Regions from separate parts of the Homo sapiens genome. Here regions 1, 2, 3, 4, 5 and 7 are each linked to region 6. The links are chromatin loops, found by intact Hi-C in ENCODE. Cell type or tissue: PC-9. All regions are shown on one strand. Region 1 overlaps MACF1 (microtubule actin crosslinking factor 1). Region 2 overlaps MACF1 (microtubule actin crosslinking factor 1). Region 3 overlaps MACF1 (microtubule actin crosslinking factor 1). Region 4 has its middle 45 kb from the start of MACF1. Region 5 has its middle 12 kb from the start of MACF1. Region 6 has its middle 76 kb from the start of NDUFS5. Region 7 has its middle 30 kb from the start of PABPC4.

What was found. A loop is a pair of places that touch in the nucleus more often than their neighbours do. Peaks named below come from ENCODE experiments on the same cell type or tissue, not always from the same donor. Only the 100,000 strongest peaks of a DNase experiment are listed, where the experiment ranks them.
Region 1: a loop joins it to region 6, with 8 times the contacts of the local background. A loop is called at or near these places in 34 of 110 quality-filtered maps.
Region 2: it touches region 6 in a loop (12-fold over the local background); 13 of 110 quality-filtered maps call a loop at or near these places.
Region 3: a loop joins it to region 6, with 14 times the contacts of the local background. A loop is called at or near these places in 102 of 110 quality-filtered maps.
Region 4: it touches region 6 in a loop (5-fold over the local background); 16 of 110 quality-filtered maps call a loop at or near these places.
Region 5: it touches region 6 in a loop (8-fold over the local background); 99 of 110 quality-filtered maps call a loop at or near these places.
Region 7: a loop joins it to region 6, with 19 times the contacts of the local background. A loop is called at or near these places in 6 of 110 quality-filtered maps.

The regions. Positions count from the first base shown.
Region 1 is chr1:39,409,229-39,413,228 of GRCh38, forward strand. The region is part of intron 58 of MACF1 (microtubule actin crosslinking factor 1); the gene reads left to right. Among named protein-coding and RNA genes, the nearest start is that of BMP8A, 80 kb to the right of the region's middle. RefSeq lists a silencer at 1-144. In PC-9, a CTCF peak has its summit at 1,908 (motif pointing left); a DNase peak (open chromatin) is centred at 1,813; H3K4me3 peaks cover 3,371 bases; H3K27ac peaks cover 531 bases.
Region 2 is chr1:39,385,398-39,389,397 of GRCh38, forward strand. It overlaps MACF1 (microtubule actin crosslinking factor 1), which reads left to right. Exons shown (of 101, transcript NM_001394062.1): 57 at 37-532; 58 at 1,790-3,261. Among named protein-coding and RNA genes, the nearest start is that of BMP8A, 100 kb to the right of the region's middle. RefSeq lists an enhancer at 1,994-2,490. In PC-9, CTCF peaks have their summits at 2,343 (motif pointing left) and 2,549; a DNase peak (open chromatin) is centred at 2,214; H3K27ac peaks cover 1,577 bases.
Region 3 is chr1:39,257,109-39,261,108 of GRCh38, forward strand. It overlaps MACF1 (microtubule actin crosslinking factor 1), which reads left to right. Exons shown (of 101, transcript NM_001394062.1): 6 at 828-920. Among named protein-coding and RNA genes, the nearest start is that of MACF1, 54 kb to the left of the region's middle. In PC-9, CTCF peaks have their summits at 1,715 (motif pointing left) and 1,915; a DNase peak (open chromatin) is centred at 1,743.
Region 4 is chr1:39,157,683-39,161,682 of GRCh38, forward strand. It overlaps a transcript of MACF1 not described here. Among named protein-coding and RNA genes, the nearest start is that of MACF1, 45 kb to the right of the region's middle. In PC-9, no CTCF peak of the experiment used is centred here; a DNase peak (open chromatin) is centred at 1,749; H3K27ac peaks cover 1,850 bases.
Region 5 is chr1:39,190,653-39,194,652 of GRCh38, forward strand. It overlaps a transcript of MACF1 not described here. Among named protein-coding and RNA genes, the nearest start is that of MACF1, 12 kb to the right of the region's middle. RefSeq lists an enhancer at 856-1,398. In PC-9, CTCF peaks have their summits at 1,152 and 2,040 (motif pointing right); DNase peaks (open chromatin) are centred at 1,139, 1,649 and 2,019; H3K4me3 peaks cover 985 bases; H3K27ac peaks cover 3,063 bases.
Region 6 is chr1:39,100,566-39,104,565 of GRCh38, forward strand. It overlaps a transcript of MACF1 not described here. Among named protein-coding and RNA genes, the nearest start is that of NDUFS5, 76 kb to the left of the region's middle. RefSeq lists enhancers at 2,137-2,186, 2,207-2,316, 2,430-2,985. In PC-9, a CTCF peak has its summit at 2,156; DNase peaks (open chromatin) are centred at 2,156, 2,746 and 3,336; H3K4me3 peaks cover 796 bases; H3K27ac peaks cover 1,781 bases.
Region 7 is chr1:39,604,416-39,608,415 of GRCh38, forward strand. No RefSeq gene overlaps it. Among named protein-coding and RNA genes, the nearest start is that of PABPC4, 30 kb to the left of the region's middle. In PC-9, a CTCF peak has its summit at 1,930 (motif pointing right); DNase peaks (open chromatin) are centred at 1,606 and 1,936; H3K27ac peaks cover 1,221 bases.

The DNA of each region.
Region 1 (4,000 bases), 310 kb after region 6:
GGCCAGCGGCGTGGTGGAGAATAGAGGCGGCTGCTTGTCATGCAGCCCACGGCGTGGCGGCTGCGGGCCGGGGACTGGCGGCGGCGGGCGAGGCGGCGCCCACAGCACTCGGGACTCAGCTGCCGGAGGGACAAACTAACTTCCTGAGCGCGGGACCTGAGGCTGGCGCGGCCGGGAGCCACCTGCAGCCTGCGGTGAGGCGACCCTGGCCCTCGGGGCGCGCGGCATGGCGCGGGGAAGCGGGCCGTGCTGAGCGAGCCCCTCCGACAGACCCGCGGCCGCTGCTGCTGCCCGCCCGCCCGCCTGCCTTTCCGAAGGCCTGGCGCGGGGCTCCGCTCGCCTTGTTTTGCAGCTACAGCGCAGGGTTGGCCTGGGAGCCACAACAATGCCATGATGTTTTGGAGACAGGAAGCCCCAAGCTGGCCCCGAATGAAGGACTTCCTGTGTTTAAAGTTGCAGGAATATCCGCCGACCAGCCCAGTTCAAATGCAAACACCCCAGCTAGGGAGGACGAATGGCTAATTCAGACCAGCTGGACTCTCCAGGGCTGGAACTGAGGATAAAATGAAAGGAATTCTTAGGAGCTTGGGCCATACTTGAAGACTAGAGAGGCTGTGCCATTGTTATTAAAGGATACAATCGGCATAAATTTGCTGCTCCCAACTCTGCTTCGGTGAGAAGTGAGTGGAACTAGATATCGAAAAAGACTCGTCAATATCAGATGATTTTTGTTGACTGTATTTGAAAGAGCAGTGCTCTTAAAAAAAATTAAACCATAAGCCATACAAGGAATTATTTTAAATTATATCGTCTGTCAACCATGAGGCTGCTAGCCTGTGAGGAAAAAGCTGTTTGTCTTAGAGCTTCTCCCAGAATGGTTTCAAAACGGAACTTCCAGGCCTTTCTGGAGGGCAGATGCAATTGGTGGTTTGGGGTATGAACAGCTAAAAGGATTTATAACTTATGTAGAATGCATTTGGGGGGAACCTGTGAAAAATACTTTTGAAAGATTGATGGTTCATCTTGATTGAAAAAGGATGGGTAAGCCACTCAGCAGACCAGACTGTTTAAGGCGGAACCCCAGCTGCCTGGGGAAAGGAGAGGAGGAGGATGGCTACATAGAGGACTGCTATGTTCCACAACGGTCTATATATGATACGATGAGGATAAATGAGCAAATTGACCAGGGGTCAAAGCTTAACCAGACTTCAAAAAGCACCATGGAAAAGATGGAAGGAAGTACTATATCCAGCAATGGTACATTAGGAGCAGCATCTAATGTTTTTGAATCTAGAGCACCAGAAGGTAAGAAGCTGGATGAGAGGATAATATTTGATGCACTAAAGCTAAGCAGTGATGTGCAGAAGTCAGCACCTGTGCCACCCAGAAGGCGGCCAAATGCAGAACGCAAAGACAATGTTAACAGGAGATCGTGGAAGTCCTTCATGCCACCCAACTTCCCAGAATTTGCAGAGAGGATAGAAGCTTCTCTCAGTGAGGTTTCAGAAGCTGGTGCTTCAAATCCTTCCTTGCAAGAGAAGAAGGAGTCCAGTTCTGCATTAACAGAAAGTTCTGGTCATTTGGACCACAGGGAACCTCAGTCAGAGTCAGTAACTCTGGAACATGTGTCCAAATCCATAGGTATTCCAGAGGTGCAAGATTTTAAAAACTTAAGTGGAGACTGCCAGGACTTTAGATTTCAGCAGCACAGTGCAAACCCTCCTCATGAATTCCAGCCTGTAGAATCAGAAGCTGTAGCAACAAGTGGTAACACAGATGTAATGCAGGAATCCAGATTCTCAAGTGCAACCTGGCCGAGGGCCACAAAAAGTTTAGCTAAGGGAGGCTTCAGTGAGAAGCAGCACCCCCTTGGGGACACAGCCTGCACTGTGGAAATGCCACCTCTCTCCCCTTGCCTGAGTGAAGAGCTGTTAGATCCAGAATTGCATGTTCTCATAACCCCCAGCCTGAGAGAGAAAACAGAGTCTGAGCTAAAGTTTGAGGAGGATGAGCGATGGATTATGATGGAGGCTGAGGGAGAGTGGGAGGAAGAGAAACTGTCAGACAGGGAAAAGACTTTTCTGATGGCAGATGAGAAGAACAGCCTGGCAGATATTTTTGAAGAAAGAGAACAAGCAAACACAGCAGTGGTGGAGGATGGATCCGATTGCTTAGCTGCTGTCTTGAGGACTTTTGGCCACCTATCTCTTGGTCAGATTTGTTGCCCTGATGACCCACAGCCAGCCAAGGACCAGTTGGCTACTGTTCCCAAGGATATACCCCTGGATTGCGATTGTGTTCTTACAGGTGAGGATATTCTCGGTGAGGTGGCAAACAGAACTGCTCAGGGGTTAGAGGGACTTGTTTCAGATTCAGCATGTACTGTGGGTACTATTGATGCAGAACAGCTCTCTGACACAGACTCAGTGCAGATGTTTCTTGAACTTGAAAAGGAGTGTTTATGTGAAGAAGGAGTAACTCCTCTAGTTGAGCTACAGAATCAAATCTCTTCTGAAGGGCTGGCTGCATCCCAGGATGCAGAAAATTTACTCGTAATTAGTCATTTTTCAGGGGCTGCCTTAGAAAAGGAACAGCATTTAGGCCTTTTACATGTAAGGGCAAAAGATTATGATACTAGATTGGATTGTGGATATTTTAATACCCTGGATTCTTCTCAGGTGCCTAATGCTGTGGAACTTATTGCCCACGTTGATATCATGAGAGACACTTCCACTGTTAGCAAGGAGGAATGTGAAAAAGTGCCTTTTAGCCCCAGGACTGCAGAATTTAAGTCCAGACAGCCAGCTGATCTGGATTCACTGGAAAAGCTGGACCCAGGAGGACTGCTGAACTCTGATCACAGGGTTTCTCATGAAGAAAAATTATCAGGCTTCATTGCTTCTGAGCTGGCCAAAGACAATGGCAGTTTGTCCCAGGGAGACTGCAGTCAAACTGAGGGGAATGGTGAGGAGTGCATTGAGAGGGTCACCTTCAGTTTTGCTTTTAATCATGAACTAACAGATGTTACCTCAGGACCTGAAGTAGAGGTGTTATATGAATCAAATTTACTAACAGATGAAATTCATTTGGAAAGTGGGAATGTAACTGTTAATCAAGAAAATAACAGTCTGACATCAATGGGAAATGTGGTCACTTGTGAATTGTCTGTGGAGAAAGTTTGTGATGAGGATGGTGAGGCAAAAGAGCTGGATTATCAAGCCACACTTTTGGAGGATCAAGCTCCAGCACATTTCCACAGAAACTTCCCAGAGCAGGTCTTCCAGGATCTCCAGAGGAAGTCCCCAGAGTCAGAGATTCTGAGTCTGCACCTGCTGGTTGAAGAACTGAGACTTAATCCAGATGGAGTGGAAACTGTGAATGATACAAAGCCTGAGCTGAATGTGGCATCATCAGAGGGAGGGGAGATGGAAAGGAGAGATTCAGATTCATTCCTAAATATTTTTCCAGAGAAACAAGTTACCAAGGCTGGTAATACTGAACCAGTTTTAGAGGAATGGATACCCGTCCTCCAGAGACCTTCCCGGACTGCTGCAGTACCCACTGTCAAAGATGCCCTAGATGCTGCACTGCCCAGCCCAGAGGAGGGTACCTCAATTGCTGCAGTGCCTGCCCCAGAGGGAACTGCTGTAGTTGCTGCTTTAGTGCCCTTTCCACATGAGGACATCCTAGTTGCTTCAATAGTCTCCTTAGAGGAGGAGGATGTCACAGCTGCTGCAGTATCAGCCCCAGAGAGGGCTACTGTCCCAGCTGTTACAGTATCTGTCCCTGAAGGGACTGCTGCAGTTGCTGCAGTGTCCTCCCCAGAGGAGACTGCTCCAGCTGTTGCAGCAGCCATCACACAGGAGGGTATGTCAGCTGTCGCAGGGTTCTCCCCAGAGTGGGCTGCTTTAGCTATTACAGTACCCATCACAGAGGAGGATGGTACACCAGAAGGGCCTGTCACCCCAGCTACCACAGTGCATGCTCCAGAGGAGCCTGA
Region 2 (4,000 bases), 280 kb after region 6:
TCCTGTCTAAACATCTTGGTGTCATTTCTATTTCAGTTTATGCTAAAGGAATTTGAAGCACGCAGGCAACAGCATGAGCAACTGAATGAGGCAGCTCAGGGCATCCTAACAGGCCCTGGAGATGTCTCTCTGTCCACCAGCCAAGTACAGAAAGAACTCCAGAGCATCAATCAGAAATGGGTTGAGCTGACTGACAAACTCAACTCCCGTTCCAGCCAAATTGACCAAGCTATTGTTAAGAGCACCCAGTACCAGGAACTGCTCCAGGACTTATCAGAGAAGGTGAGGGCAGTTGGACAACGGCTGAGTGTCCAGTCAGCTATCAGCACCCAACCAGAGGCTGTAAAGCAGCAATTGGAAGAGACCAGTGAAATTCGATCTGACTTGGAGCAGTTAGACCACGAGGTTAAGGAGGCTCAGACACTGTGCGATGAACTCTCAGTGCTCATTGGTGAGCAGTACCTCAAGGATGAACTGAAGAAGCGTTTGGAGACAGTTGCCCTGCCTCTCCAAGGTTTAGAAGACCTTGCAGGTAAGTTGGGGTGAAGAACATACTTCTGCCATTATTAGAGGCAAGCAGAAAGAAGGAATGGGTTAGGAGTAGTCCCAAGATTCTAGGATTCCCTTACGTAATTTGTAGACTCAGAATGGTGTTAAACCAATTCCTTCTCCTAGTTGCAGTGAGAACTGTTGTAGTTGTTACACAGTGAACACTTAAAAATGTGAAGGTTTACATAGCATAGTCCTAAAGATAAAAGCTCTAATAAAATTTCAGTCAGCAAGTAGAGATTCATCCCCATAGATGTACTGATAAATGGAGTTCCACATATACTCTCATTGATACCCACTTTTTTTTTTTTTTTAATATTATGCATACCACACACACACGGTCTCGCTCTGTCACCCAGGCTGGAGTACAGTAGTGCGATCATGGCTCACTGCACCCTCAATCTCCTGGGCTCAAGTGAACCTCCCACCTCAGCCTCCCAAGTAGCTGGGACTATAGACACACGCCACCATGCCCAGCTGATTTTTTTTTCTTTTTTTTTTTTGAGACAGAGTCTCACTCTGTTGCCCCAGCTGGAGTGCAGTGGCACGATCTTGGATCACTGCAACCTCCGCCTCCTCGGTTCAAGCAATCCTCCTGCCTCAGCCTCCCAAGTAGCTGGGACTACAAGCACGTGCCACCATGCCTGGCTAATTTTTGTATTTTTAATAGAGACGGTGTTTCACCATGTTGGCCAGGCTGGTCTCGAACTCTTGACCTCGTGATCTGCCCGCCTTGGCCTCCCAAAGTGCTGGGATTACAGGCGTGAGCCACCGCACCCAGTGATTATTTTTATTTTTAGTAGAGACGAGGTCTTGCTTTGTTGCCCAAGCTAGTCTTGAACTCCTGGGCTCAACTGATCCTCCCACCTCAGCCTCCCCAAGTGCTGGGATTACAGGCATGAGCCACTGCACCCGGCTGCTTCTGGACTTCTTATGATAACTTGGTAGAAGAAAAATTGTGCCATTAATTTATTATTTATTTTTCTGGAACTGTTTATGACTTTCACGTTTACCAGCTAGAAGTCAAAGTTTACTTCTGTTACTTAGATCACCTTACAAGGTTGATACGAGGATTAAATAAGATAGTGTACATGAAGGAGCCTAATTATATGCCTCTTTTTGGTAGGCCCTCAAGTAACATTAGTTCCCTTCCCCCAAGATTAGACCGTATACTCTCAGCAAACATTTTAAATGCCAGGGTTCAGGCTTTATTGATTTCAATTTTATTTTCTCATTTCAGCCGATCGCATTAACAGACTCCAGGCAGCTCTTGCCAGCACCCAGCAGTTCCAGCAAATGTTTGATGAGTTGAGGACCTGGTTGGATGATAAACAAAGCCAGCAAGCAAAAAACTGCCCAATTTCTGCAAAATTGGAGCGGCTACAGTCTCAGCTACAGGAGAATGAAGAGTTTCAGAAAAGTCTTAATCAACACAGTGGCTCCTATGAGGTGATTGTGGCTGAAGGGGAATCTCTACTTCTTTCTGTACCTCCTGGAGAAGAGAAAAGGACTCTACAAAACCAGTTGGTTGAGCTCAAAAACCATTGGGAAGAGCTTAGTAAAAAAACTGCAGACAGACAATCCAGGCTCAAGGATTGTATGCAGAAAGCTCAGAAATATCAGTGGCATGTGGAAGACCTTGTGCCATGGATAGAAGATTGTAAAGCTAAGATGTCTGAGTTGCGAGTCACTCTGGATCCAGTGCAGCTAGAGTCCAGTCTCCTAAGATCAAAGGCTATGCTGAATGAGGTGGAGAAGCGCCGCTCCCTGCTGGAAATATTGAATAGTGCTGCTGACATTCTGATCAATTCTTCAGAAGCAGATGAGGATGGAATCCGGGATGAGAAGGCTGGGATCAACCAGAACATGGATGCTGTTACAGAAGAGCTGCAGGCCAAAACAGGGTCACTCGAAGAAATGACTCAGAGGCTCAGGGAGTTCCAGGAAAGCTTTAAGAATATTGAAAAGAAGGTTGAAGGAGCCAAACACCAACTTGAGATCTTTGATGCTCTGGGTTCTCAAGCCTGTAGCAACAAGAACCTGGAGAAGCTAAGAGCTCAACAGGAAGTGCTGCAGGCCCTAGAGCCTCAGGTAGACTATCTGAGGAACTTTACTCAGGGTCTGGTAGAAGATGCCCCAGATGGATCTGATGCTTCTCAACTTCTCCACCAAGCTGAGGTCGCCCAGCAAGAGTTCCTCGAAGTTAAGCAAAGAGTGAACAGTGGTTGTGTGATGATGGAAAACAAGCTGGAGGGGATTGGCCAGTTTCACTGCCGGGTCCGAGAGATGTTCTCTCAATTGGCAGACCTGGATGATGAGCTAGATGGCATGGGTGCTATTGGCAGAGACACTGATAGCCTCCAGTCCCAAATCGAGGATGTCCGGCTATTCCTTAACAAAATTCACGTCCTCAAATTAGACATAGAGGCCTCTGAAGCAGAGTGTCGACATATGCTAGAAGAAGAGGGGACTCTGGATTTGTTAGGTCTCAAAAGGGAGCTAGAAGCCCTGAACAAACAGTGTGGCAAACTGACAGAGAGGGGGAAAGCTCGTCAGGAACAGCTGGAACTGACACTAGGCCGTGTAGAGGACTTCTACAGGAAATTGAAAGGACTCAATGACGCGACCACAGCAGCAGAGGAGGCAGAGGCCCTCCAGTGGGTAGTGGGGACCGAAGTGGAAATCATCAACCAACAATTAGCAGATTTTAAAGTAAGTCTGAACCTTGTTTTTCTTTTTCTTTTACATGTATTTATTTGCTTGTAACTTGGAAACCAGTCAAGTATACATTTTAACTTCTGTCCCTAGTTTTATTATTGTCACTTCCATCACCATGAAAGCACACTGTCTGAAGACTAAATAGTCTCTCGGACTTCTGAGCAAACTGGTTTGAGCATTTTTCTTTTTCTTTTTCTTCTTCTTCTTCTTTTTTTTTTTTTTTTTTTTTTTTGAGACAGGGTCTCTCTCTCTCACCCAGGCTGGAGTGCAGTGGTGCGATCTCGGCTCACTGCAGACTCGACCTCATAGGCTCAAGCGATCCTCCCACTTCAGTCTCCCAAGGAGCTGGGACCACAGGCGCCACCATACCCGGCTAATTTTTTGTATTTTTTGTAGAGACGAGGTTTCACCATGTCTCCCAGGCTGGTCTCAAACTCCTGAGCTCAGGCAATCCGCCCACCTCAGCCTACCAAAGTGTTGGGATTACAGGCATGAGCCATCACGCCCAGCCAGAGCATTTTTCTATTGTAGTTTATTTCAGTCTTTATAACCAATTAAGGATATAGAAAGAAATGTCCAAGTCTTATCTCTTACTCTAAGAATTTCCTTTTAGGATTTCTTGAGATTTCAGATTACCAGATTTTGTAATAGCAGTGAATGTATCTTCAGGTCTCTGGTTTTTGTGTGTTTTTTTTTTTTTTTTTTTTTTTTTGGAGACAGAGTCTTGCTCTGT
Region 3 (4,000 bases), 160 kb after region 6:
AAACCTGCACATGAATATTCATAATTGCCAAAATCTAGAAATAATTCACATATCCTTCGATGGATGAATGGGTGAACAAAGAGTAGCATATCTCTATAATGGAATACTACTCAGCGATCAAAAGGAGCAAACTGTTGATTCATGCAACAGCTTGGATAGGGATCTCAAGGGCATTATGCCGAGTGAAATAAAAAGACAGTTTCTTTTTTTTTGAGACGGAGTCTCACTCTGTCGCCCAGGCTGGAGTGCAGTGGCACAATCTCTGCTCACTGCAAGCTCTACCTCCCAGGTTCACGCCATTCTCCTGCCTCAGCCTACTGAGTAGCTGGGACTACAGGCACCCGCCACCATGCCCGGCTAATTTTTTGTATTTTTAGCAGAGACGGGGTTTCACCGTGTTAGCCAGGATGGTCTCGATCTCCTGACCTCGTGATCCGCCTGTCTCAGCCTCCCAAAGTGCTGGGATTACAGGCGTGAGCCATCGCGTCTGGCCGGCAGTTTCAAAATCTTGCATGCTGCATGATCCCATTTATCCAACACTCTGGAAAAAGCAAAACAAGGAATCAGGATCAGATCAGTGGTTGTCAGGAATTAGGGGTGAGAGTAGGGTTTGATTACAAGGAGGGGGCCAGCACAAGGGACCTTTTTGGGGTGATGAAACTGTTTTGTGGTGGTAGTTGCATGAATCTATACATGTGTTAAAACTCATAGAACTGTACACCAAAAAAGAAATCAGTTTAACTGTAAATCAATAATGAAGTGATGCAAAAATTTAATCAAAACAAAAAGTCCTAGAGCTCTGAGCCGTGCTTTTATTTCTTTTTCAGGTGAAACTAGTGAATATTCGCAATGATGACATCACAGATGGCAACCCCAAGTTGACCCTGGGTCTGATCTGGACCATTATTTTGCATTTCCAGGTAGGGCATGTGAAGTTTGGAATTCCTGTTGCTTTGTTTGGACATGGCCTAGAAAGTTGCACTGCCTTCCACAGACAGCATTGAGCCTTCCTTCTCTCTATTTGTCAGTGAACAAAGGTGGATGGGAGTTGGAAAGGAAAATTAAGATTGATCTGCAGACAAGCTGTTGTATCGTAAACGCAAAACTTCCTAATTATTTGCTTAATTAAATGGAGGGATTTTTTTACCCATTTGTGGTTTGGCCCTGTCCTCAGCAGTCTGGTTATTAGAGGTCTGTTTGCTCAGCTGAATCAAAATGAGGCTCTTGAAGGACTCAGAATATGAGGGTTGAGAAAAGCTGTTGGTGTTGATGCTTTAGAATGGTGGAGTGAAGGTTCATAGTCCTGCTCTAATGTAGACTTTTTCTCATCTCTAATAACCTTTAAACAAGCCTCGTTAATTAGAATACTTTAGTATCTGGGTTTGTATATGTGCTGGCAAGCACAACCTTGCAGCGGCCATCACACCCAAGAGCATCTTGAAGAATATTCACATGGTCACATGGCCTTCCTCTTCCTAAGAAGGCAAATCCTTTTTAGATCTGAATTGCTATTGGAAAAGTACAGCCCTATTTTTATAAAAAGGCTGTTCTTTTACATCCCTTTTAGGTCAGCCAAACAAAGCTATTTCTCAGACAGCTCTCTCTGATACACAGTTGCTGCACATGAGGCTGATGGATTAGAGGCTGATAGCTAGTGGGAATAGAAGGCAGGGTGCCGACTTCAGGGATGAGGCCAAGGTGACATCCTAGCTGGGGAGTTGGCGCTACCTGCTGGTTAAAGATAGAACAACAGGTGTCCCCGAATTCCTGAGAGAAAAATCTGAGTGCTTAGGCTTGTTTCTTGAGGCTCTAGTTTGGAAGCAATGCTGGCAGTCACCAGCATGGACAGGGCTAGGATTGTGTGGTGGTAATGTATTTTTGTGGAACCACAGGGTATCCTCAGGCAAGCTTTGGGCATAGGGATAACCAGGAACATGAACTTGGTAGGTGTGCTCTGTCTGGCAGGATGGGAAACTTTGTTGAGCTTTCATGGAGGACTACAGTTATCCCTTTGGAACTCTTATGAACAGAGGAGCTTTTAGAGAAATTTGTTTGTTTTTTGGTCACAAACCTGCCCTCACTGTGAGTGCCCAATGTTTGTCTCATAGGTGGGAGGTAAGGAGAATTTATTCACTGTCTCTATTCACCCCAACTACTACAACTAAATTAATTTCCTTTTTTTTTGACCGAGTTTTGCTCTTGGATTGCAATGATGTGTTCTTGGCTCACTGCAACCTCCGCCTCCTGGGTTCAAGAGATTCTCCTGCCTCAGCCTCCCAAGTAGCTGGGATTACAGGCACCTGCCAACATGCCTGGCTAATTTATATGTTTTTAGTAGAGATAGAGTTTCACCATGTTGGCCAGGCTAGTCTCGAACTCCTGCTCTCAGGTGATCCACCCACCTCGGTCTCCCAAAGTGTTGGGATTACAGGCGTGAGCCACCGTACCAGGCCATAACAAATGTTTAAATAGAGAAAACATTTTCTTTTCTTTTTTCTTTTTCTTTTTCTTTCTTTCTTTTTTTGTTTTTTGAGACGGAATTTCGCTCTTGTTGCCCGGGCTAGAGTGCAATGGTGCAATCTCCGTTCACCGCAACCTCTGCCTCCCGGGTTCAAGAGATTCTCCTGCTTCAGCCTTCCGAGTAACTGGGATTACTGGCATGCACCACTACACCCGGCTAATTTTGTATTTTTAGTACAGGGTTTCTCCATGTTGGTCAGGCTGGTCTCAAACTTCCAACCTCAGGTGATCCACCTGCCTCAGCCTCCCAAAGTGTTGGATTACAGGCGTGAGCCACCGTGCCCGGCCAGAAGAAACATTTCCTTGAAGCATTTAAAAATTTCATTTCTTTCTGTTTACTAGTTTTCAGAATAATTAGTTGGTTCGCTAAGATTCTCCAAAGGTGACCAATAATAGTTCCTTTGTTCACCATTTTTTTTTTAGTATCACTGTGACTTGTGGATTTTTAAGCAGACTTAATGTTCCAATCAAATACAGTTATTATTCTTTTTAATAAAATCAAATAGCTCCATCTTTGGCTGTAAAGAGGCTTTCAAGTTGACTCTGAGTCCTTTGGCATGACCACAGTGGTCTTTGATAATTTCCTTTATTTCTTGTGCGATGAGGTATTCCAGACTCTTTTTTTATATTTTCTGTCCCAGGCCTGAAATTCTTAATCTCCCCTAGGAACTGGTTCTCTATTTATTGACCACAGTCTGAATGCTCCTAGGTTGCCCATTATTTCTTTCTTTTTCTTTTCTTTTTTTTTTTTTTTGAAGCAGATTTCGCTCTTGTTGCACAGGCTGGAGTGCAATGGCACCATCTCGGCTTACCAAAACCTCTGCCTCCCAGGTTCAAGCGATTCTCCTGCCTCAGCCTCCCAAGTAGCTGGGATTACAGGCGTGTGCCACCACGCTCAGCTAATTTTTTTATTATTAGTAGAGACAGGGTTGTTGGCCAGGCTGGTCTCGAGCTCCTGACCTCAGGTGATCCACCTGCCTCAGCTTCTCAAAGTGCTGGGATTACAGGCGTGAGCCACCACACGCGGCTGGTTGCCCATCATTTCTAGGCTTTTTCTGTGGGCAGAGCTAGGCAATACTTGTATTATCTCTAAAAACAACAACAACAACAACAAACAAACAAAAAACCCCATGAATTTTTACTGATATTTCTAATTCAAATTTAGGATTGCAGGGTTTTGTTTAACCTCTTTGACTTTATATCATTTTTTTTCTTATACTGAAAATCTTGATCTTAACAACAGTAATGTGGTTACTTACTCTTTTCCTACACACACAGAGATCTGTAAAATCATATATATTATTTGTAATATATATGAATCCAAGTGACAATATGAATGTTATTGTTAGCAGTATGATTACTTTGAAGTCACTTGAAATAATTTCTCTCTATTGTTGTTAAGCCACAAATTCAATACACAATTAAGGTTCATTTGTTTTTATTTGCTTTCAGTTTTGGGGGGTTGCTTTTTTCCTTTCAA
Region 4 (4,000 bases), 57 kb after region 6:
GGCAGATTACTTAACCTCTGTCTATTTACTTTTTCTTTTTTTGAGACAGGGCCTCACTTTGTCACCAAGGCTAGAGTGCAGTGGTGTGATCTTGGCTCACTGCAGCCTCAACTTCCCAGGTTCAAGCGATCCTTCATCCTCAGCTCCCCAAGTAGCTGGGACTGCAGGAACGTACCACCACACCCAGCTAATTTTTTGGAGTTTTTGTAGAGACGGGGTTTTGCCATGTTGCTCAGGCTGGACTTCTGTCTGTTTTCTCATCTGATAATGAAAAGTTGCAATTATTTTCACAAGATACTTTCAAAGATGAGTCTAATAATGCAGATGAGCCATTTTGAGTTCCTTACAACAAAGATGCTGTGGAAATTTCAGGATTTTCCCCCTTTAGTTATAATATGGGTAGCTTATCCTAAGAACCTGTGACTATTGGGATGGTCATCTTTTTGAGGCCAGCAGTAGAAAGAAATTTGCAGTAGTGACTGACACATTAAAGCAACCCCGAAACAAATCAGAGTGAAATAGTGTCCTGGAGTTGGGGATATGTGGGTGATATCTGGGCTGCATTTTCTCTCTAGGTATCCATGGAGAGGGTCCTGTCTCCCTGAATGGTTGTGCTTTCAACAGTTAGGGAATGAGCTTGACAGTTTCTGCTTCTTCCCTCCCCTTGCCTTGAACTGCCTTGATATGCAGTGCCTCCTCTGTTGTGTGGCTGTATTCCAGTCCGTAAACATGACTGCTGTAAGGAGAGTACAGAGTATTGTTTATTTTGTAAAACTTGTCTCATTGCCATGTAATATTTGCTCAAGAGCTCCTGTTGTGGTGATATTCTTGTGGTGAGCATGGCCCTTTAAAGATTTTGTTCTCAAATGTTAAATGAGCCCCTGACTGGTGTCCTGAAAAGCATTTAAGCTTCTCTCCCTAGAGTTTAAGCAAGAGGAGCAGTAATCCCAGTGGAGCCTGGGCTGGGGTCTAGAGAGAAGGTGGCAGATGAGGTGGCAGATGACAGGCAGGGGCGGTTGTGGTCCCGTAGCTCATTTGCACAAAGGAGGGGCTGGCCTCTCCTGGGGAGGTATTTCCGCTCACTGGAACAAATGAGGGCGCTCAAAAGGCTGTAATGTAATGAGGCTTCTCTGGTGACGTCACTTGTAAATGTGGTCAAAGTCCAGTTCTTGGGGGCTAGTAGAAGCGGGAGTAGAGATCATTCGGTTTGCATGCTTTCACTTCTCAGCTGTCACTGTGCCATGGTGCCTACTTTCAGCCAGTGAACCAACTCAACTGGGCCGGGCATGAACGCTTACAAGTATCAGAAGTTCCTGGAGGGACTCAACAACCTTAGAGGTATTACAAGGCTTCAGGCTCCCTACCCTTTGTCCTTGCTGATCGTGTGAGCACTTATTATGGTGTGTATTGTATAGGGTCTGTAAAACCCTCCTGCTCTGAGCTGGCCCTATTTTTTATGCGTTTAGGCAATTAAACAGAAGGGATAGAGTTTGTAAATGCAATCCTAAGTGAGTAGGAGAGAATCTCCTTAGGTACTTCAGCAACAGCCTGTTGTCTTGCTTGAACGGACAAGTAAGAAATGTCCCCTGTATTCTTGAGCTCAGAGGGCTCAGGGCACTCCCTGTTTTCTTTGAGGTGGCCAGACAGTGTGGGTGGAGGGCTCTTGCCATAGGGCCCTGCAGCCTCACCTAGGTGTAGTTATGTTTCTTGGGCCAGGTTTTCCAGTTGCTTGTGTCTACAGTGAGTCAGAGTCCCATTTGGAGAGAACTGGAGTTGGGAGTGGGGAGGAGGGTGGAGGGAGGAATGCAGGTTGATGGGCTATTTGTAAGCCCATTGTAAAGTAAGCCTTTGTAAAGAGTAAAACAATGACTTTGAAAGAGGAAGCTTTTTATTAAAGTTTTAAAGGAAATAGTGTTTTCTTTGCATCATGGGCAAATTCTTCACTGACCAGACATGAGAAGAATGTACTCAGATGTGATGTAGGACTCTTTTTGGATATTAAAGAGAAAAATGAATGAAATCTTTTTACTTTCCCTTCTCTAATTAATAAGTGGTTTTATTTCCATTTGCAGAGGAGGGTGCTTAAACCATTTTTCTTTCATCAGTAGTTAGGATTCTGGACCCAGAGCAACCATGGGGTGTGGAGAGAGTGGGAGGGGGTAGAGGGAGGAAAGGAGTAAACTGGGTTTTTTCAGGGATGAGGAAAGTGGCAGACAGGGTGTGGGCAGGAGATCTGTACTCCCTTCTTGCCAGGGTATGTAGATGTTTTACTTTCTTTCACTATCTGTTGAAGAACTCTGGTTCTAAGAAATATATATGGAGAGCTTTGTATGCTATAAAGGGATATACAGGTCGGGCATGGTGGCTCGCACTCGTAATCCCAACACTTTGGGAGGCTGAGATGGGAGGATCGCTTGAACCCAGGAGTTCTAGACCAGCCTGGGCAACATAATGAGACCCCCATCTCTACAGAAATGTTAAAAAATTAGCTGGGCATGGTGATATGCACCTGTACCCTTAACTACTTGGGAAGCTGAGGTGGAAGGATCACTCTGAGTTCATCTTAGAGGTACAGAACCCAAATAACACAGCAAAGAGCCCCAGAGTCTGGAGTGAGAAGAGTGCTGCTCTCTGGTGCTAGAGACCATGTGAAGAAGGGAAGAATACCCACATCTGACTAAGCATATGTGTAAATGCACCTTCCTCTCTGAGACAAAGAGCTGTAGTATGGGGCTTTAGAGTGAAGGTAATAGATCTTTTCTCTCCACACTACTACTCACCTTGAATGGAGTTCTGTTTTCTAATCTTTCATTCACTATTGTTTGCTTCATTCACTTATATACACTGTATAATAGTCTTTATAGCATAAAACATACAATATATAGCAGTTTCTCTTGTTGACCCAAAGAAAGGATCAGATTTAAACTCTTCTTTGCTCCTGCAACCTGAGTCTTTTTCAGGTGGGAGAAGTTCCTGGAAAGAGGACATGTAGTTTTTTTGGTTTAGTCCTTATCATTTTTTGGAATGTTGCTATAGGTCTTAGACAACTATTCCCCCAATTCTGGGCTGCCAGGCAGAGAGTTAGATACAAACCATTGCCTTTGTCAAATCCTCCTGTGGGTTGAGTTTCACCCACTGTGCCCCCTGATTAAGGTGAATGGTTACTTCCCTTCTTCTTTTCACTTAATATCTTTGTGTATTCCAGAAGGGCTGATGGAAAGAGGTAATTGGCTCCCCTCTTCATTTAGTTACTGACTGTTGCTTTTCTTGGCATGGTTCAGCTTGTAGACATTCCTCCATCTAGTGGGTAACTGTTGAAGGGAATCCAGTGGGAGAATAGAGACATTGTACAAGTTTTTGAAGTTCTGATCCCCAAATTCCTATGAATTTTTGGTGTTTTGATCCAGAATTGGGGTGCAATATTTTCCACTGCTCGTGCTTTTTCTGGAGGGCTTTAACTTATATTTCTCAAGCCTGTCAAAAACCTTAGTTATTGGGGTGATTTCTGGCCAGATGGACCTCTCTCATGGGTATGACAGGCTGAACTATTGGCCCGAGTCCTGATTTTTGGCAGAGTCCAGACCTGTGCCATGACTGGGATAAGTAGGTAATTAGGGATTAATTAGGGAAGCAGAGAGGTAGGTGAAGTAGAGTGGTGAGAAAGTGGTTCACTAGCCTTTACTAAGAAAAATTTATGATAGGACTATGAGATAACTGACTTTTAAAACAGAAATATAATGGCCAGGTGCAGTGTCTCATGACTGTAATCCCAGTGCTTTGGGAAGCTGAGGCAGGAGGATCAGTTGAGGCTAGGAGTTTGAGACCATCCTGGGCAACAGTAGCAAAACCCTGTCTCTAAAAACAAGCAAACAAACAAAAAAACAATACAAAAACTAGCCGGTGGCTGGGCACGGTGGCTCACACCTGTAATCCTAGCACTTCAGGAGGCTGAGGCGGGCGGATCACAACGTCAGGAGTTTGAGACCAGGCTGGCCAATAT
Region 5 (4,000 bases), 90 kb after region 6:
CTTTCTCTCTCTTTTTGATAAAAATCAGGATCTTGAGTATTCTGGATTTTGTCAAAAACTGAGCTGGAGGTGGTGCGGTGGCCTGTAATTCCAGCACTTTGGGAGGCCGAGGCAGGTGGATCACTTGAGGCCAGGAGTTTGAGACTGGGTTGGCCAACATGGCGAAACCCCGTCTCTACTAAAAATACAAAAATTAGCCGGGCGTGGTGGTGTGCCTGTAATCCCAGCTACTTGGGAGGCTGAGGCACGAGAATCGCTTGAACCTGGGAGGTGGAGTTTGCAGTGAGCTGAGATCGCACCACTGCACTCCAGCCTGAGTGACAGAGTGAGACTGTGTCTCAAAAACAAACAAACAAAAAAACCCCAAAACAACAACAACAAAAACTAAGCTGGATAATAGTTTTCTTCCCAGGCATATATGAGCATCAGAGACCCAAGGATTATAGGTAGGGAAAAAATGTAGGCAACTGTATTGAAGGTGCTCTGATTTTTAAGAAAATTTTAAAAATTCACTGGATATGATGTATTTGGGGTGATTCTTTCTTTCTTTTTTTTTTTTTTTTTTTAACCTAGCAGTAAAGTACAGGCCCAGTTGGGTCCTACTTAAAGTTTTCCTGTTTGACAATTTATCAGGAATTATTATTGCTTAAGATAGCTTTGAAGTAAATTGTCTGTGTCAAAGACCTTCCTCCACTTCTCTCACTTACCTAGCTCTTGGCAGCTGTTTCCAAAATGTTTGCACTAACTCCATAGATTCATGTCTGAAGGATTAGATACTCCAGGAACATCTATTGGGAGAAAGTTTAACTACAACTGTTGTCCATTTTTCAATTAATGTGCCAGTCACTAATCAAAAAAACAGATGCTGTCGTTTTCCTCATCCACTACTTGGGACACCTAAGGATGGATGGACAGATACTTAAGAGGCTGCCTCCTTCTTCTGAGATTGGGCTTTTCATCAGGGCTGTGCCACAGGGTGTGATGCTGTGTGATAGCAGATGGCTCTGCTTCATGCCCATTACTTTTTGTTTTATCCAAAGTAGAAGCTGTGGTCCCCAGATTTTAGAGAGTAAGGGCTTAATCATACTCATTGGCTTTTCTGCCTTTGCCTGTTTCTGCATTGCCACCTGGCTGCCATTAGAGGGAATTCATTACAACTCTGAGTCCCTGCAGGGAGCTGAGAGGAGCTATCCTTGTGTTTAGGATGGGACATGTGTTCTTAAAACTGGGCCAGGCACGGTGGCTCCCAGCACTTTGGGAGGCCGAAGCAGGTGGATCACTTGAGGCCAGGAGTTCGAGACCAGCCTGGCCAACATGGTGAAACTCCGTTTCTATTAAACATACAAAAATTAGCTGGGTGTGGTGGTGTATGCCTGTAATCCCAGCTACTCAGGAGACTGAGGCACAAGAATTGCTTGAACCTGGGAAGTGGAGATTGCAGTGAGCCGATATCTCACCACTGCACTCCAGCCTGGGCGACACAGCAAGACTCTGTCTCAAAAAAAGAAAAAAACAAAAAACTTAAAAATGGTTACCCAGATTTCCTTTTATGACTTGTTCAGTCAGAGGCAGCTGGGAGGATGCACGCTGGGGAAAGCATTACTCACCAGGCACACATAGTGGCCCTGACTGCTGGCAAGTAGTCTGGGCTGTGTTAAGAGTGAGTCACCTCGGGGAATGGAAAAATTGCAAGGTACTGAGGGGTAGGAGTTGTGTGCCAGTGACTGCTCCTTTTCTGTCTGCTATTTTCTCTATAAGGACTCATCACAAAACCATAAATACTGACGATCCTGTTGAGGCAGCCGTGAAGCCAACCAACTTTATGGTGATAATGTTTCCCATAAAAGGAATGAGCTGACTGGACATAGCATTGTTGCCTTCTATGTTACAGGTGTATATAGATTTTGACACAAGCTTGAACTTGTATAATGAAAGTTCCATGTGTGAGAATTTCATCAGAATAAAAGCAACACAGTTTTCTTTGTTGTTTAAAAACTTAGTCTTCTGTGTCTATCTATCTTTGTCCAGTAGGGGTCACTGAGGGTTAGGCTCTCAATAAGAGAAACACTAATCTAGTGATAAATGAGCTGGATTCCTTGTCTATTGTGACATCTTTGTATATTCAGTACTATGTTTTTTAAAATATTAGAGCAGAAACAAAAGGCGTGAACTTGTATTAAGAACTTTATGGGCGAAGCGCAGTGGCTCATGCCTGTAACCCGAGGCGGGTGGATATCACCTGAGGTCAGGAGTTCGAGACCAGCCTGGCCAACATGGTGAAACCCCGTCTCTACCAAAAATACAAAAAAATTAGACGGGCATGGTGGCGCATGCCTGTAATCCCAGCTACTTGGGAGGCTGAGGCAGGAGAATTGCTTAAACCCGGGAGGCAGAGGTTGCAGTGAACCGAGATTGTGCCATTGCACTACAGTCTGGGCAACAAGAGTGAAATTCCATCTCAAAAATTAAAAAAAAAAAGAATATTTCTGGACAAAAATAACAATCCTGGGCAAGATTCTGGAACAGTCCCCATAGACAGGGCTTCTTTTCTTCGTATCATTTTTTTCTCCATTTCTTTAAGATGTTGGCTACCAGAGTTTCCTGGAAAAAGCTTACTAGATAGATATTATTTCATTGGGGAAAAGGGTCAAAATGCCAGAGAGAGAGATTACTTAAAATGGTAATATGGCTGTTGAGGTTGACTAGATATTCTTGTCCTTTCCCTTTTTGAAGCAATGCTGTCGAAGCCTAATTTGACTTAGTCATTGAGCTGTTCAATACCACACATTACTTTCACTTACCTTCTTGCATTTGCCACTGAGGATGACTTGATGCCCTGCTAGGAGGTCTCTTGTGTGGTAATCATAATAACAAGAGTTGGCATTAATGAGTCAATGTTTAATGCTTTTTAAATAGTTAATGCTTACTGTGTGCCAAATATATTATGCATTTTCTCACTTAATCCTCACTGTAACACTGTGAAGAGGTAATTTTATTATCCCTTTTTGACATGAGATAACTATGGATTAAAGAGATTAAGTAATTGGTTCATAGATACACAACTAGAGATTGTGAAATCAGAATTTGAATATAGGTTTGGCTCACAAATTATATTTACAGCCCTGGTAAGAGAGAGAGGGAGAGAGAGAGAGAGAGAGGCAGGCACTTGGGTTTAAGAGTGAGTTTTCTTTTTTCTTTTTTTCTTTTTTTGAGACAGTTTCGCTGTTGTTGCCCAGGCTGGGGTGCAGTGGCATGATCTCAGCTCACTGCAACCTCCACTTCCTGGGTTCAGGCAATTCTCTTGCCTCAGCCTCCCAAGTAGCTGGGATTACAGGCACTCCTGGGTAATTTTGTATTTTTAATAGAGATGGGGTTTCACCATATTGGTCAGGCTGGTCTCGAACTCCTGACCTCAGGTGATCCAACCACCTCGTCCTCCCAAAGTGCTGGGATTACAGGCATGCGCCACCACACCTGGCCAAGAGTGAGTTTTCTAAGTGCTGTACCAGAGCATCTCTCACTTTATTTTCTGCCCCTCCTCTTTAGTGTTACTTTCCCTTTTCTTTCTTAAGGGTAAGACCTTCAGTTGCTGAGCTTGATAGGAAGGCCATCTAGAGTTAGATCCTGGGCAGAATCCATATCCGGAGGGATTTCCAGAAGTGGAATTTCTTTTCTTTTCTTTTCTTTTCTTTTCTTTTCTTTTTTTTTTTTTTTTTTTTGTGATAGAGTCTTGTTCTGTTTCCCAAGCTGGAGTGCAGTGGCGCGATCTCAGCTCACTGCAGCCTCCACCTCCCGGGCTCAAGGGATTCTTCTGACTCAGCCTCCCAGGTAGCTGAGACTACAGGCACATGCCACCATGCCCGGCTAATTTTTGTAATTTTAGTAGAGACGGGTGGCCAGGCTGGTCTTGAACTCCTGACCTTAGGTGATCCACCCCGCCTCAGCCTTTTAATGTGCTGGGATTACAGGCGTGAGCCACCATGCCCAGCCAAAAGTGGAA
Region 6 (4,000 bases):
AATTTAGGCCGGGTGCGGTGGCTCATGCCTGTAATCCCAGAACTTTGGGAGGCTGAGGTGGGCAGATTACCTGAGGTCAGGAGTTTGAGACTAGCCTGGCCAACAAGGTGAAACCCCATCTCTACGAAAAATACAAAAATTAGCCGGGGGTGGTGGCAGGCGCCTGTAATCCCAGCTACTCGAGAGGCTGAGGCAGGAGAATGGCTTGAACTCAGGAGGTGGAGGTTGCAGTGAGCCCAGACTGCGCCATTGCACTCTAGCCTGGGTGACAGAGTGAGACTCCGTTGCAAATAAATAAATAAATTAAATTAAATTAAATAAAGTAAACAAATATACAAATGCACGCGCGCGTGTGTGTGTGTGTGTATGTATATTTTTAGAGACCAAATTTTGCCATGTTACCCAGGCTGGTCTTGAACTCCTGGGCTCAAGCGATCCTCCTGCCTCGGCCTCCCAAATTGTTGGAATTACAGGTGTGAGCCACCATGCATAGCATTAAAGAAATAGTTGGCCAGGTGCGGTGGCTCACGCCTGTAATCCCAGCACTTTGGGAAGCCGAGGTGGATGGATTACCTGAGGTCAGGACTTCAAGACTAGCCTGGCCAACAAGGTGAAACCCCATCTCTACTAAAAATACAAAAATTAGCTGGGCATGGTGGCAGGCGCCTGTAATCCCAGCTACTTGAGAGGCTGAGGCAGGAGAATCACTTGAACCCAGGAGGTGGAGGTTGCAGTGAGCCGAGATCACACCATTGCACTCCAGCCTGGGTGACAGAGCCAGACTCTGTCTCAAAAAAAAAAAAAATATGTATATATATATATATGTGTGTGTATATGTATATTTTTAGAGACCGAATTTTGCCATGTTGCCCAGGCTGGTCGTGAACTCCTGGGCTCAAGCAATCCTCTGGCCTCGGCCTCCCAAAGTGTTGGGATTACAGGTGTGAGCCACTATGCATAGCATTAAAGAAATAGTTGGCTGGGTGCGGTGGCTCACTCCTGTAATCCCAGCACTTTGGGAGGCCAAGGTGGGTGGTTCACGAGGTCAGGAGATGGAGACCATCCTGGCTAACACAGTGAAACCCTTTCTCTACTAAAAATAAAAAAAATTAGCTGGGCATGGTGGCGGGCGCCTGTAGTCCCACCTACTCGGGAGGCTGAGGCAGGAGAATGGCGTGAACCCGGGAGGTGGAGGTTGCAGTGAGCCGAGATCACGCCACTGCACTCCAGCCTGGGTGGTGACAGAGCGAGACTCCATCTCAAAAAAGAAAGGAAAGAAAGAAAGGGAGGGAGGGAGGGAAAGAAAGAAAAGAGAGAGAGAAAGAAAGAGGCTGGGCGCGGTGGCTCGCGCCTGTAATCCCAGCACTTTGGAAGGCCGATGCGGGCGGATCACGAGGTCAGGAGATCGAGACCATCCTGGCTAACACAGTGAAACCCCGTCTCTACTAAAAATACAAAAAATTAGCCGGGCGAGGTGGCGGGCGCCTGTAGTCCCAGCTACTCGGGAGGCTGAGGCAGGAGAATGGCGTGAACCCCGGGGGGCGGAGCCTGCAGTAAGCCGAGATCGCGCCACTGCACTCCAGCCTGGGCGACAGCGAGACTCCGTCAAAAAAAAAGAAGAAAAAGAAAGAGAGAGAGAGAGAGAGAAAGAGAGAGAGAAAGAAAAGAAAAGAAAGACGAAATAGTTAATGAGTGCCCTATATGTGCCAGATCAGTTGCTAGGTGCTAAGGATCCTGTGGTGAATTAGACGACAAACAGTCTCAGCCCTCAGGGAGCTTACGATTTAGTAAGGATGAGAGACACTGTACCATAACTTCAAGTGTGATGAGTATTACCAAAGGGTAGAGGAGGACCTATTAATTGGAGGCGGGGGGGGGGTCAAGGAAGGCTTTCCCCTGGGGAGTTTCAGCAGAAGCATGGGTAGGAGTGAGCCAGGCCAAAGGAGAGTGATGAAGGGTTATAATCTGGGAGGAAAGTCGGTTGGATGGCCCTGAGGCGAGATAACACATTAGAGGCGCTGAAAGAAATAGAAAGTGGCAGGGCTTTAGGGATAGGGGTATTTGATGAGGCTTTAATTGGGAGGACACCAAGGATAAAGGGCATTAATTTCCTTGTATTACTCTTCTCTTCCACTAGATGCCCTTCCGAGTACATCCTTCTGCTTCCCCCATTGCAGCCTTCTTAGAAATGCAGCAGCAGTCTCACCCATCAGGAGCAAAAGAAAATCAAAGACCAAAAGGAGAAAGCCTCAGAGCTTTTGCGACTGTGTGGTCTGGCTATAAATTTAGACTGTTGCTTGAAAGAAGCGAAAAACCTCCCCTTCATAGACTTCCTTCTTCCCATCCCCCCTGGCAGCCGCTTTGTTCCTCTAGCCTTGTAAAATTTTCTCTGTATAAAACAGGAACATCAGCCAAACATGTGGACTTCCCCACTTTCCATTCATTAGAAGAATGCATTATTTCAAAATCTCCTGGGAGCATTTAAATGCAAATTTTGTCAAGAAAGCAATTTGAGTCTTAGAGAAGCTCTCTAGCCACAACCTAAAGCAGAAGTTTCTTCTTTGATTTGTGTGTTTCTTAAAAGGAATCTCAACCCCTTGCCTTCTCCCTGCAACGCCCCCAGGTCTTCTCTGATTCTCACAGCGGACTCTTCCCCTTTTTGCCCCTGTTCTTTCTTCACCTTTGGCAAGCATCAGTCACACATCTTGAGGAACCTGCTCACAAAGTGGCGCGTGTAGCAGCCCCAGGTGGGAATGGAGGGACTTTTCTATGTAGTGTAATGGACATAAGGAGGCAGATGTCTGTGTGGGGGTGAGATGTCTGTGTGGAGGTGTTTGTATGCGTGATTTCTGTCTGGGCCTTCTTAGGCCTGCTGGTATAAAATAATATGGGAAATGCAGATGACTCAGCACTGACACAGTCAAGATCCCCAGAGTTAGCATTTCTATATTCTCTGCTGTTTACGAAAAATGTGCTTGTGCCATCAATCAGCAACTCATCCTGCATTTTCCGCTAAAAGCCTTTTACTGAAAAATGCATATACTTCAAACTTATTCCCCTTCTTTTTGTAAACTGAGCTCATTAGCAGCTGACACCAAACTGAGAACTAGTTTTGTTTGTTTGTTTGTTTTAGCACGGAGGATTAAACTGGAAGGAAATGAGCATTTGTCTAAGGATCCTCCCTGTCCTCTTTCAGGCCCTTCCCTGCATGATCTTCATGCCCACAACTTGGGCAGGCCAGCAAAACTTGATGGGAAAAGATATGATTAATGACTTGCTCACCTGATTTCTGATCAGGGTGTGGTGTGGAAACAACCAGCATGCACCTATTAGCGAAAAGCGTCATTTGTTTTACTTGTTACCAATGTGCTGAGCATTGACCAAAATACTTGGCACTACTCACAAGGTACAAAGACACCTTCCCTAGCCTGGGGTTAAGAAGTTTCTCCTTCAAACTCTTGAGAATGGGAACTGGAATGGAAGCCCAAGTCCCAATTTTGGTTGCTCAGTGTTGCATGAATTCTTTTTTTACTTGCTAATGTGCCCTTATTGTGAGATCAGCCAGTGTAACTTCTTACCCACAACCACCTCTCCAGACCTCCTGAAAAATCAAGCTAACAGGGGAGGATAACTGCTAAATGGGGGGTGGCGGGCACAACGTGTCACCTACATTGACCAGAGTTCTTCATTCACTGCTCATGGCTCCAGCGCACTCCATGAATATTGGGATTGAATGATACACAACCGAATGTTGGATCAAATGATGTTGGGAGCTCTGTCCTCAAAATGGCCCCTAATAAATCCCTACCCATATTTTCCAGTTTCCTTTCTTTACTCTTTCCTTTCCCCTGATGACAAAGAATAATTGGCTTCCCCTTTTCTTCCCTGACCAGCTATGCTCCAGAGTCCTTTCTTTGTTCCCTAACAGTCCTGGTTCCGTCTCAGGTTCCCACATTTCTCCCTTTTGATCTCTGTCTCTCTGTTCAGATGGCTGTCACAG
Region 7 (4,000 bases), 500 kb after region 6:
TGATTTCTATTATATTTATTACATTAGCTAGAAATGCCCATCAAATTTTGAATAAAGGGCATTCATATTTTTAACTTTTATGGGAATGCTAGAGTTTCACCGTTGAATTTGATGTTTAGGAATTTGGCAAATATCCTTTATAGGGTTAAGGTATTATCCTACTAATCCTAATTTGCTAAGATTTGAAAAATGAATGAATTCATCAAATGATTATTTATTTAAGTGATTATATACTTTTTATCTTTTAATGTATTAAGGTTCAGAACAGGAATTCTTTCCCTGTTGTTAACCTATCCTTGCATTTTTGGCTAAACTCTACTACATATTTGCTTCTAATTTAGATGTCATATGGATTCTGTTTTATTATTTAGGATGTTTGTATCTATAACCGTAACTAAGCTTGTTCTAAAATGTTCTTACCTTTAATTGCCCTGTCGTGGGCTGATGACAAGGGCATACTAGTATTACAAAACAAGTTAGGCAGTTTTCCCTTCTTTTCCACCCAGTAAAAACAGTTTGTATAAAACAGAATGTATTAGTCAGGGCTCGGCGTGGTGGCTTACGCCTGTAATCCCAGCATTTTGGGAGGCCGAGGCGGGCAGATCATTTGAGGTCAGGAATTTGAGACCAGCCTGGCCAACGTGGTGAAACCCCATCAATACCAAAAATACAAAAATTAGTTGGGTGTGATGGCACATGCTTTTAGTCCCAGCTACTTTGGAAGCTGAGGCACGAGATTCTCTTGATCCCGGGAGGCGGAGGTTGCAGTGAGCCGAGATAGCGCCACTGGACTCCAGCCTGGGTGACAGAGCAAGAGCCTGTCTCGAAAAAAAAAAAAATGTATTAGGGCTCTCCAGAGAAACAGAACCAACAGGACTTATTTTTATTTATTTATTTTTTTTTTGAGATGGAGTCTCGCTCTGTCGCCCAGGCTGGAGTTCAGTGGCACAATCTTGGCTCACTGCAATCTCCACCTCCCGGGTTCAAGCGATTCTCTTGCCTCAGCCTCCCGAGTAGCTGGGACTACAGGCGCCTGCCACCAGGCCCAGCTAATTTTTGTATTTTTAGTAGAGACTGGGTTTCATCATATTGCCCAGGCTGGTCTTGAACTCGTGACCTTGTCATCCGCCCACCTTGGCCTCCCAAAGTGCTGGGATTACAAGCGTGAGCCACTGCACCCGGCCAGGACCCATTTATTTATTATGAGAAACTGGCTTATGTGATTATGAAGGTTGAGAAGTCCCAAGATCTGCAGTTAGCAAGCTGGAGACCCAGGAGAGCCAATGTGTGTTCCAGTCTGAAAGTCTACTGGCTTGAGATCCAAGAAAAGCCAATGTTTCAGTTCAAATCTATAGAATGGAAAAGACCCATGTCCCAGCTCATACGGTCAGGCAGGAGACATTGCCTCTTACTTGAGGGAGGGGTGGCCTTTTTGTTCTATTCAGGTCTGACTGGATGAGGGCCACCCACATGGGGGCATGCAGTTTGCTTTATTCAGTCAAGTGTTAATCCCATCCAAAAACAGCCTCACAGATACACTCACAATGTTTGACCAAATAAACCGAGCAGTCCATGACTCAGTCAAGTTGACACATAAAATGAATCACATAGTGAGAATATATTCTTTGAAGGTCTGGACAACTGAGCTGTGAGTCCCAACAAGCCTGTTATCCTTTGCTCATTTGTTTGGGTGTGGAAGTGTGGGTGACGTATTTTTCATCAGGGTAATTCCCCTGGAGCCATTCTCTCCTACAAGGGCCTACATGGGATGATCCTCCCTGGCTCCTTTGGAGAAACCCTGATCTTAGTCCTTGAAGACTAACAGCATCCAGGAGACTAAAAAACGATGGGCTGTTTTATCTGTAGAAACTACTAGCCTTTGGGCGACACCATTTGGGGAGTTTGTATTTATCATAGCAGTTATGCCGTTATTCCAACTGACCACTAGAGGGCAGTAATGGCTTATAAAACCGGATCCAGTGTGACAAAAGGGCTTTAAAGAAGCTAACGTATGGTGGATTAAAAGGTAGATTTTTGCCTGTAATCCCAGCACTTTGGGAGGCCGAGGCGGGCGGATCACGAGGTCAGGAGATCGAGACCATCCCGGCTAAAACGGTGAAACCCCGTCTCTACTAAAAATACAAAAAATTAGCCGGGCGTAGTGGCGGGCGCCTGTAGTCCCAGCTACTTGGGAGGCTGAGGCAGGAGAATGGCGTGAACCCGGGAGGCGGAGCTTGCAGTGAGCCGAGATCGAGCCAGTGCACTCCAGCCTGGGCGACAGAGCGAGACTCCGTCTCAAAAAAAAAAAAAAAAAAGGTAGATTTTTTTTTTTTTTTTTTGCCCGGGCGTGGTGACTCATGCCTGTAATCCCACCACTTTGGGAGGCCGAGGCGGGCAGATCACCTGAGCTCAGGAGTTTGAGACCAGCCTGGCTAACATGGCGAAACCTCGTCTCTATTAAAAATACAACAATTACCCAGGCATGATGGTGGGCACCTGTAATACCCAGCTACTCGGGAGACCGAGACCGGAGAACGTTTTGAACCCGGGAGGCAGAGGTTGCAGTGAGCCGAGATCACGCCCCTTCACTCCAGCCTGGGCGACAGAGCAAGACTCCGTCTCAAATGAAAAAAAAAAAAAAAAGAAAAAAAAAGGTCGATTTTTTTCCCCCTTCTCTGTCCTTAGGAACTTCAGACTTCAAGAATCTAAGAAACTTGGTCGGGCACGGTGGCTCATGCCTGTAATCCCAGCACTTTGGGAGGCCGAGGTGGGCGGATCACGAGGTCAGAAGATCGAGACCATCCTGGCTAACATGGTGAAACCCCATCTCTACTAAAAACACACAAAAAATTAGCCAGGCATGGTGGCAGGCGCCTGTACTCCCAGCTACTCGGGAGGCTGAAGCAGGAGAATGGCGTGAACCGGGAAAGCGGAAGTTGCAGTGAGCCGAGATTGCACCAACGCACTCCAGCCTGGGCCACAGAACAAGACTCCGTCTCAAAAAAAAAAAAAAAAAAAAAAAAAATCTAAGAAACTTGTTCAGGCCAGGTGTGGTGGCTCATGCTTGTAATCTTAGCACTTTGGGAGGCCGAGGTGGGAGGATTGCTTGAGCCCAGAAATTTGAGACCAGCCTGGCCAACATAGGGAGACCCCATCTCTACAAAAAAATAAAATTAGCTGGGCCTCCTGGCGCGCACACTTGTAGTCCCAGCTATTCAGGAGGCTGAGGCAGGAGGATCTCTTGAGCTCTGGAGGTGAAGGCTGCAGTGAGCCGAGATCATGCCACTGCACTCCCACTCCATCCTGGGCAACAGAGTGAGACCTTGTGTGAAAAAATAAAAATTAAAGAGAGAGAGAAAAGAAAGTTGTCCAAATCATATATTCCAGTACACAGCAAATCTGGAATGTTAACCTAGGTTTTTCTGACTCCAAATTTCATGGTTTCTGGTGTGGGTACAAATCAATTATTCTTCTTTCATTCTTTTTAAAAAAAATTTGGCCGGGCGCGGTGGCTCACGCCCGTAATCCCAGCACTTCGGGCAGTCGAAGCAGGCGGATCACGAGGTCAGGATATCAAGACCATCCTGGCTAACATGGTGAAACCCCATCTCTACTAAAAAATACAAAAAATTAGCCGGGCGTGGTGGCTGGAGCCTGTAGTCCCAGCTACTCGGGAGGCTGAGGCAGGAGAATGGCGTGAACCCGGGAGCTGGAGCTTGCAGTGAGCGGAGATCGCGCCACCGCACTCTAGCCTGGGAAACAGGACAAGACTCCGTCTCAAAAAAAAAAAAAAAAATTCATTCACTCATGGAAAGCAGCATAACAGAGTGGCTAAGAATTCAGTCTCTGGAGTCAGACCATTTGGATTAAAATTCTGGCTCTTTCACATACTAGCTAGCACCATAAGTGATCTGTGCCTCAATTGTCTGATCTGTGTATGGGGATATTAGAACTTACCTTGTAAAATTATTGCAAAAATGAAATGATACATTAAAAGTGT